Regions from separate parts of the Homo sapiens genome. Here region 1 is linked to region 2. Evidence: read pairs that join two places in POLR2A ChIA-PET (ENCODE). Cell type or tissue: PC-9. All regions are shown on one strand. Links, peaks and the distances in the headings refer to the core of each region. The heading gives the core; the rest is flanking DNA.

Region 1 (4,394 bases), core at 159-4,158, 150 kb before region 2:
AGGCATGAGCCACTGTGCCTGGCCCAGAGATTATTTAATTTGCAATTAGTTAAAGGAATAAGGCTCTGCCTAAAACTTGGAGCTGGCAGAAAGAAATGCTTAAGATGAGGGTGCTGTGTCAGAATCAGCCACAATATCCTGGGTCAAAAATGACCTGTTTAGGGCCAGGCACGGTGGCTCATGCCTGTAATCCCAGCACTTTAGGTGGCCAAGGAAGGTGAATTGTTTGAGCTCAGGAGTTGAGACCAGCCTGGGCAACATGACAAAACCCCACCTCTGCAAAGAAATGCAAAAACTAGCCAGGTGTTGTGGTGTACACTTGTAGTCACAGCACTTGGGAGGCTGAGGTGGAAGAATTGATTGGGCCTGGGAGGTGGAGACTGCAGTGAGCTGAGATTGCGCCACTGCACTCCAGCCTGGATGATGGAGTGAGACTCGGTCTCAAAAAAATAAAAAATGACCTGTTTAGCAAGATTGATGGACTGCAGATGAGACTTCACCCTTGCCTTTCATTGCCTTAAGTTCTGTTTATAATTTGGTATCTTATTGGCCACAAAGAGTCTATTCTGTTAGTCTTAAGATCTCTATTTTAACATTAATGCTGGGTAGTTGTTGCATCTAAGCTCCAAAAAGGAAGGAGTATAATAAAGCATGTTAGATCTCTCACCCAGTCATGGCCAGTAACCCAGCTTCTAAGGCTTCTATGGAGTCTCCTTGACTAAGAAGGGGTCCATTTACAGCTTCAACTAGACCAGTATGACTGGGGCAATCAATTTTTGTGGTATGGAATTTTTATCATGTAACAAGGACTCACATACTATTAAGGGCTGGCCTGTTCTTTGTTTCCAAAGATCAAAACAGTTCCTAGTCCTAGCAAAAACTAGTTTTTTTTTTTTTTTTTTTTTTTAGACAGAGTATCACTCTATTGTCCAGGCTGGAGTGTAGTGGAGTGATCTCGGCTCACTGCAACCTCGATCTCCCGGGCTTAAGTGATTCTCCCACCTCAGCCTCTCGAGTAGCTGGGACCACAGGTGCCTGCCACCATGCTCGGCTAATTTTTGTATTTTTTTGTACAGACAGGGTTTTGCCATATTGCCCGGGCTGGTCTTGAACTCTTGAGCTCAAGTGATCCACCCACCTCAGCCTCCCAAAGTACTGGGATTACAGGTGTGAACCACTGTGCCTGGCCCACAAAAACTAGTTATTGATTTAATGATAATGTGTCTGTTGTTCATCCTTCACCTGTAGCAAAATTTCAGAGAAGGGAGCTGAGACCTTATTTAAGGATGGCATGCAAATTTTTGAAGTATTCCATGTTTTTTAGCCAGACTAGATATGTAACATGCTATAGATAGATTCTATACCCTCCTCCCACCATGCCCATTAGAAAAAACGTTTCAGCCTACTAGACTGCTCTTCCTGCTCTGCCTGCTGAAACCCTAAGATGCATCTCACCTGCCTGTGCTCTGATTCAGGCTTCTGTGATCACTTCACCCACGGATTGACCTCTTCTCTGAAACTTTGTTGCATTTTAATCATAGTTTTGTGGCATTTCATTTAGCATGTCCTCTTCTGTACTATTGCTATTTGTGTTTGTGTTCTAATAGATTATATCTGAAGAGGATCAGCATATGCCACATCAAAATATGCCTTTTTTATTTTTCTTTTAAGACGGAGTCTCACCCTGTTGCCCAAGGTGGAGTGCAGTGGCGTGATCTTGGCTCACTGCAACCTCTGTCTCCAGGGTTCAAGCACTTCTCCTGCCTCAGCCTCCTGAGTAGCTGGGATTACAGGCATGTGCCACCACGCCCAGTTAATTTTTGTATTTTTAGGAGAGATGGGTTTTCACCAGGCTGGTCTCAAATTCCTGACTTCAAGTGATCTGCCCACCTTGGCCTCCCAAAGTGCTGGGATTATAGGCGTGAGCCACCGTGCCTGGCCCAAAAGTTATTTTGAGCTGAAGGCATTTGAATTCCTGAAATCCTTTATTTGCCAAAAATCAGAGCCTCCCCAAAGAACCCAACTGTCATAAATCCCCTCCCCAGGAGCAACACTGATTTTTCCTTCTCAGAGAAGAGAGAAGTCAGCATCACACCCCAATAGACATCCTCACAAGGCTATCATATCGCCTATCTATTCCCCTATGAATCTATCAGTCTTTCAAAAAAAAGTCCTTTGTGTTTCCCTAGGTGCTTTTTCTCCCCATCTTCTAAGAAGTAAGTTGTTCTCCCAGAAGTGCCTCACTGCTCCCCCACATTTCCCATTCAGATGGCATATAAGCCCCCAATTCTGCTTCCTTCAGTCACATTTTTCTGTGAACTCCCAGGTATGTATGTATGTGAATAAAAATCTGTCTTTTCTCTTGTTGATCTGTCTTTTGTCAGGTTAATTTGCAGGCCCCTAGGTACTGAACCTAAGAGAGTGAAGAAAAAATGTTTTCTCCTTGACATAACTTCCCTGTTGGAGAAAGAGGAGGTAGTATATCTAGTATGTATGTTTGGACGGACAGACAGACCTGAGTGTTTTAAAATTCTTGCATTACCTGTCTCTACCAAAAAAAAAAAAAAAAGAAAAAAAAAGAAAAATATAGCCAGTCATGGTGGCACACACCTGTAGTCCTAGCTACTTGGAGGGCTGAGGCAGGAGGATCCCTCAAGCCCAGGAATTTGATGGTGCATGAGCCATATTGTGCTACTGCACTCCAGCCTGGGTGGCAGAGCAAGACCCTGTCTTTAAAAAAACAAAAAATAATAAATAAATAAATACATTCTTGCATTGCCAGTTTTCTTGGACAAATTACTCAGCCTGTCTGAATCTCCTTCACTTCCTCTATAAAATGGGGATAGTAACTTTACTTCTCAGGGTTGTCGCGGGAGTTAAATCAGATAGTGTATATAGGCCGGGCGTGGTGGCTCACACCTGTAATCCCAGAACTTTGGGAGGCTGAGTCGAGCGGATCACTTGAGGTCAGGAGTTCGAGACTAGCCTGGCCAACATGGTGAAACCCCGTCTTTACTAAAAATACAAAAATTAGCTGGGTACGGTGACAGGCGCCAGTAATCCCAGCTACTTGGGAGGCTGAGGTGGGAGAATCGCTTGAACCCGGGAGGCAGACAGAAGTTGCAGTGAGCCAAGATCGTACCACTGCACTCCAGCTTGGGCAACAGAGCGAGACTCTGTCTCAAAAACAAAAAGTTTTGGTTTTATCTCCTCTACTAGATCCCAAGTTTCTTGAATTTAGGGACTTTTCTATATGTGTGTATTTCCTACAGGGTATAAAGTAACTGATTAATAAATATTTGCTCAGTGAATGAATGATTCTTTTGCTATATTTTGCCCTGCATGTACTAAACTCATTAGCTAATTTATTTTGTGTTGGAGAAACCTGGCTTAGTTTTTATTTTTATTTTTATTTTTTTTGAGACAGGGTCTCACTTTGTCACCCAGGCTGGAGTGCAGTGGTGCTATCATGACTCACTGCAGTCTCGACCTTCCCAGGCTCAGGTGATCCTCCCACCACAGCCTCCTGAGTAGCTGGTACGACAGCACCCGCCACCATGACTGGCTAATTTTTGTATTTTTAGTAGAGACGGGGTTTCACCATGTTGCCCAGGCTTGTCTCGAACTCCTGGGCTCAAGCGATACACCCACCTGGGCCTCCCAAAGTGCTGGGATTACAGGCACGAGCCACTGTGCCCGGCCCTGGCTTAGCTGCTTAATAACTGCTCCTGACAGCAAGGGAGGCATAGCTACCTTTACTGAGGTAAAAATCTGCCCTTAACAGGAAATCATTAGTAGAGGCAGCAATGGAATTCGGGAGCACAGGCCAACAGTTACATACATTTAATCTCACTTTTTATGAATGTGAATTGCTAAGGGCATTGGATAGGATGGCGGAAAAAGCTCAAACTGCAGACCATTCCAGGCAGCGGCATTAGTGGGGACATGTTGGGCTCAGATCAGGAATTAGTGACAGAAAAGATACAAAAGGTTATCTAGCCTCTCCCCCTTCGGGCGCAACCACGGGGCTTCTGGGGGTTTCGTGCTTTTTATGTTTCAGAATAGGAATGGGATGAGAAAGAAGAGAACTTATAGGGTGAATTTGCATGAGAATAGGGAACTGGAGAGAAGAGTAATGTCAGAGAAATTTATACGTCCTCTAAAGGCCACTGGGGTGTGTGAGAAGTATTAAGCAGAAACAGAGAGAAGAACAAAGAGGCGACCAAAATAATTGTCCATGTACTACATCCTTTTTTTTTCTGATCTAGAAAAATGACAGATTCCTCCTTAACAGTTGGCTGCCCGGGAAAACCTTTGATTTAATCCATCTCCCTTTTCTTCTAGAGTACTCGCTGAAAAGTATTTCTAAGTAATTGTTACACGCAACACACTCG
Region 2 (4,394 bases), core at 301-4,300:
AATAACTTGTAACGATATTAAATATTGCTTTTATATTTCACACATCTAATATCATGGCTTTTTTTTGTGTGTGACAATGTGTAGCTCTGTCGCCCAGGCTGGAGTGCAGTAGCGCGATTTTGGGTTTAAGCAATTCTCCTGCCCCAGCCTCCCAAGTAGCTGGGATTACAGGCGAGTGCCACCACACCCAGCTAATTTTTGTGTTTTTAGTAGAGATGGGGTTTCACCATGTTGGCCAGGCTGGTCTCGAACTCTTGACCTCAGGTGATCCTCCTGCCTTGGTACCCAAAGTGCTGGGATTACAGGCGTGAGCCACTGCTCCCGGTCACATCATGGCTTTTTAAAAAAATGAACCAAGCGATTGATTTTCCTTAGACTATACTTACATGCAACGAATCTCTACGATCCTAAACTAACAAAGGGATTTTCAGTGTGTAAAATGCACTGAAAAGCTAGAAATACAGGGAGAATCCAATTTGTGAATATATTAGGTTCCAAGAGTTTTGTCGGTAACTTAGCTGGTTTGAACTAAGAAAACGTTCCTGCTAGAAAGAGATATACCAGCTATGTACAGGTTGTTAGGCTAGTTTACAAAATTCTGTTTTGCTTCTATTTTATTGTACCAACAGGAATACAGATATTGACTACCGTTTACTGCATTTTTTTTTTTTTTGAGGCAGAGTCTCGCTCTGTCACCCAGGCTGGAGTGCAGTGGCGCAATCTCGGCTCACTGCAAGCTCTGCCTCCCGGGTTCATGCCATTCTCCTGCCTCAGCCTCCAGAGTAGCTGGGACTACAGGTGACCGCCACGATGCCCGGCTAATTTTTTGTATTTTTAGTAGAGATGGGGTTTCACCATGTTAGCTAGGATGGTCTTGATCTCCTGACCTTGTAATCCGCCCACCTCAACCTCCAAAGTGCTGGGATTACAGGCGTGAGCCACCGCGCCCTGCCACTTACTGCATTTTTTAACAATAAAATCTGTTCTGAGTTTGGACGAGGCTGGCTAAGATCACATTTGCACTGGCAGTCCCAAGGGAGAAGGGTCAAGGCCCCGAATGTTCTGGCACTTGGGAGAGGGATTCAGAGGCTGGAATAGAGTACAAAGAAGAGACCTCCCAGAGCTTTTAGGGGAGCAGCACTCTAAAAATTCTGGGTTTGGGGGTCTTGCAGATAAGTCCTTTCAGTGAGCCTGACAGGACTGGAAAAGACTAAGGCAGGAGTGAGAAAATGGGATGTGGGGGTGCAGAGTGGGACAGCATTTCAGGGTATCTGTTTCCCTTGGTATCTAGTCAGCAGCAGCTGACTAGATCCCTGAAAAAATAATTGGATCTCTTCAAACGACTATTTCTTGGCATTTTTATGTTTAATGAAGAGTAAACTATTCAGCATCTGAACATCAGGCCAAAGCTCATTTTCACGTGTTTGTTTAAAAAAAAAAGTAAAATGCACTATGTTTGCCACCTCACCAGGACGAGTTGGAACAGACTTGGGACTATTATTCAGGGGCTTTGGGCAGTAGAGATAACCAACCCAGGCAATTCAAGATAGAAGACTTGGCTTATCAGAATTATTAAAGCTGTGTAGCTTTATCATCTATGAAACAAAAGATGTATTTATCTTGAAAACCATTTCTAGTGCAGTTTTAATTTATCACAGAAACAAGAGTTTCAGGCCTGGCATTCTTATAAAATGGTACTCAGTCTACAAAGGGTTTGAAAGGGAATTTTGAGTCAAACACGCTGTAGCCCTGAGTTTCCTATGTTGTCAAGGTAACCAAAGCGTCTGTTTTCTTGGTAACTTGAACCTTCCAAATCAACATCAGACACACCTTGAAAAGTAACTAGTCAGACACCTGCCACTGAGTTATACAGGCTTTTGGGGGGGATCTTAAAAGAAAAGAAAGAACCATTTCTTCTTTTCCTCCTCCTCTCCCCTCAACCTTCTCTTTTTTTTTTTTTTTTTTTTTTTTTAATTTTTTTGAGATGGAGTTTCGCTTTTATTGCCCAGGCCGGAGTGTAATGGCGCGAGGGCTCACTGCAACCTCCGCCTCCCAGGTTCAAGTGATTCTCCTGCCTCAGCATCCCCAGTAGCTGGGATTACAGGCATGCACCATCAAGCCCAGCTAATTTTGGTATTTTTTTTTTTTTTCAGTAGAGATGGGGTTTCACCATGCTGGTCAGGCTGGTCTTGAACTCCTGACCTCAGGTGATCAGCCTGCCTCAGCCTCCCAAAGTGCTGGGATTACAGGCGTGAGCCACCGGGCCCGGCCCAACTTTCTTAACTTTAAAGGAAAAACATCATACTCACTTTTATGAAATGCAAAGCTAGATTATGCCTCTGAGCTCTTAGGAAAAAGTACAAACTATTTTAGACATTCACCTGGACATTGTTACATGATAATTGTCAATCTATAAAATTACCCTTTCCCCTGAAATGACTCACTTTACGGAAAATGTGTGTATACTTCCTTGACTTTCTCCCAACTGTTGTTGAGGGTGACATAACACAAGGCCAGGACACCTGATACCACACCTGAAAGTTGAGACTCTATTTTTGCTTTGCACCCCAGGTAAAATCAGACCAGAACAAGGAAGAAAGCATTCATTAGGTGAACATATTTATTAAGAGCTCTCCGTGTTCCAGGAATTCTGGTAGCTGCTGCATGGGCTGTAGGGATGAAGACACTTAGTCTGTTTGCTCAAAGGTTTATAGATCACTGAGGGGTCTAAGGCAAGAAAACTAACAATAAATTAAGGTAGAATAGAACATCAGGGAGATATGGCTGGATGTGGTGCCTCATGCTCGTAATCCCAGCACTTTGGGAGATTGAGGCGGGTGGATCACCTGAGGTCAGGAGTTCGAGACCAGCCCAGCCAACATGGTGAAACCCAGTCTCTATTAAAAATACAAAAATTAGCCAGGCTTGGTGGCATACACCTGTAGTCTCAGCTACTCAGGAGGCTGAGGCAGGAGAATTTCTTGAACCCGGGAGGTGGAGGTTGCAGTGAGCTGACATGGTGCTACTGCCCTCCAGCCTGGGTGACAGAGCAAGACCCTGTCTCACAAAAAAGAACATCAGGGAGATAGAAAGATATGAGGGAGATGCTGTATGGTCTCCAAGGAAGACCAGATGTCAATTAGATGTTAACAGAAAAAAAGGCTTCATGAAAGATGTCATATTAGGCAGGGCGCAGTGGCTCATGCCTGTAATCCCAGCACTTTGGGAGGCTGAAGTGGGTGGATAACCTGAGGTCAGGAGTTTGAGACCAGCCTGGCCAACACGGTGAAACCTCGTCTCTACTAAAAATACAAACATTAGCCAGGTGTGGTGGCTTGCGCCTGTAATCTTAGCTACTCGGGAGGCTGAGGCAGGAGAATTGCTTGAACCCGGGAAGGGGAGGTTGCAGTGAGTTGAGATTGCGCTACTGCACTCCAGCCTGGGCAACAGAGTGACACTCTATCTCAAACAAAACAAAACAAACCAAAACAAAAGCAAACAAACAAAAAAAGAAAGATGTCATATTTGAAACAGGCTTTGACAGGATTTTGACAATGGATTTTTTATGGAGGAGGTTATTTAAGATGCAGAGTAGAGAGGGATCTACAAAACACGAAAGTTCAAGGAGTGTAAGTGATCAAGATCAAGCATTTGGGCTTAGGTGTCAGGCTGCCTGGGTTTAAATCCCAACTCTACTGAATTCGAGTCTGTGACTTTGGGTCAGTTACTAACCGATGCCTTGGTCCTCTCTCTATAAAGGGGGAATAATAATAGTACCTATCTTACTAGGTAGTTATGAGAACTAATTTATTTAAGATGTGAAACTCTTGGAACTGTTCCTGACTTACAGTAAAGGCTTTAGAAATGTTAGTGATTGTTGTAGTTGTTAGTGGAGTTTAGTAGGTGGTGCAGTGTTTATGAGTCTAGAAAGAGTTTGGGGTTCATTTTGGGGCCTAAATTACGTCAGATTTAAATTTATATTTAATTTGATAGGCCATGGGGAAATCTTCAAAGATTTTATTTTTTCAAAGTAGGTGAGTGGCCTGGCACAGTGGCTCACACCTGCAATCCTAGCACTTTGGGAGGCCAAGGCGGGCAGATCACCTGAGGTCAGGAGTTCGAGACCAGCCTGGCCAACATGGCAAAACCTTGTCTCTACTAAAAATACAAAAAATTAGCCAGGCGTGGTCGTGTGCACCTGTAGTCCCAGCTACTCGGAAGGCTGAGGTATGAGAATTGCTTGAACCTGGGCAATGGAGGTTGCAGTGGGCTGAGATTGCACCACTGCACTCCAGCCTGGGCAACAGAACAACACTCTGTCTCAAAAAAAAAAAAAAAAAAAATTAAAAAAAGGAATAAAATAAAGTAGGTGAGTAACAAAACCAGAATGACAA

The links. ChIA-PET counts read pairs that join two places held together with the same protein. Peaks named below come from ENCODE experiments on the same cell type or tissue, not always from the same donor. Only the 100,000 strongest peaks of a DNase experiment are listed, where the experiment ranks them.
Region 1: POLR2A ChIA-PET joins it to region 2 with 30 read pairs; 3 of 35 experiments call an interaction of 5 or more read pairs at or near these places.

Annotation. Positions count from the first base shown.
Region 1 is chr10:21,388,465-21,392,858 of GRCh38, reverse strand. No RefSeq gene overlaps it. Among named protein-coding and RNA genes, the nearest start is that of LINC02643, 18 kb to the right of the region's middle. In PC-9, for the core only: no CTCF peak of the experiment used is centred there; no DNase peak of the experiment used is centred there.
Region 2 is chr10:21,236,295-21,240,688 of GRCh38, reverse strand. It overlaps a transcript of NEBL not described here. Among named protein-coding and RNA genes, the nearest start is that of NEBL-AS1, 65 kb to the right of the region's middle. In PC-9, for the core only: no CTCF peak of the experiment used is centred there; a DNase peak (open chromatin) is centred at 2,448; H3K27ac peaks cover 2,187 bases.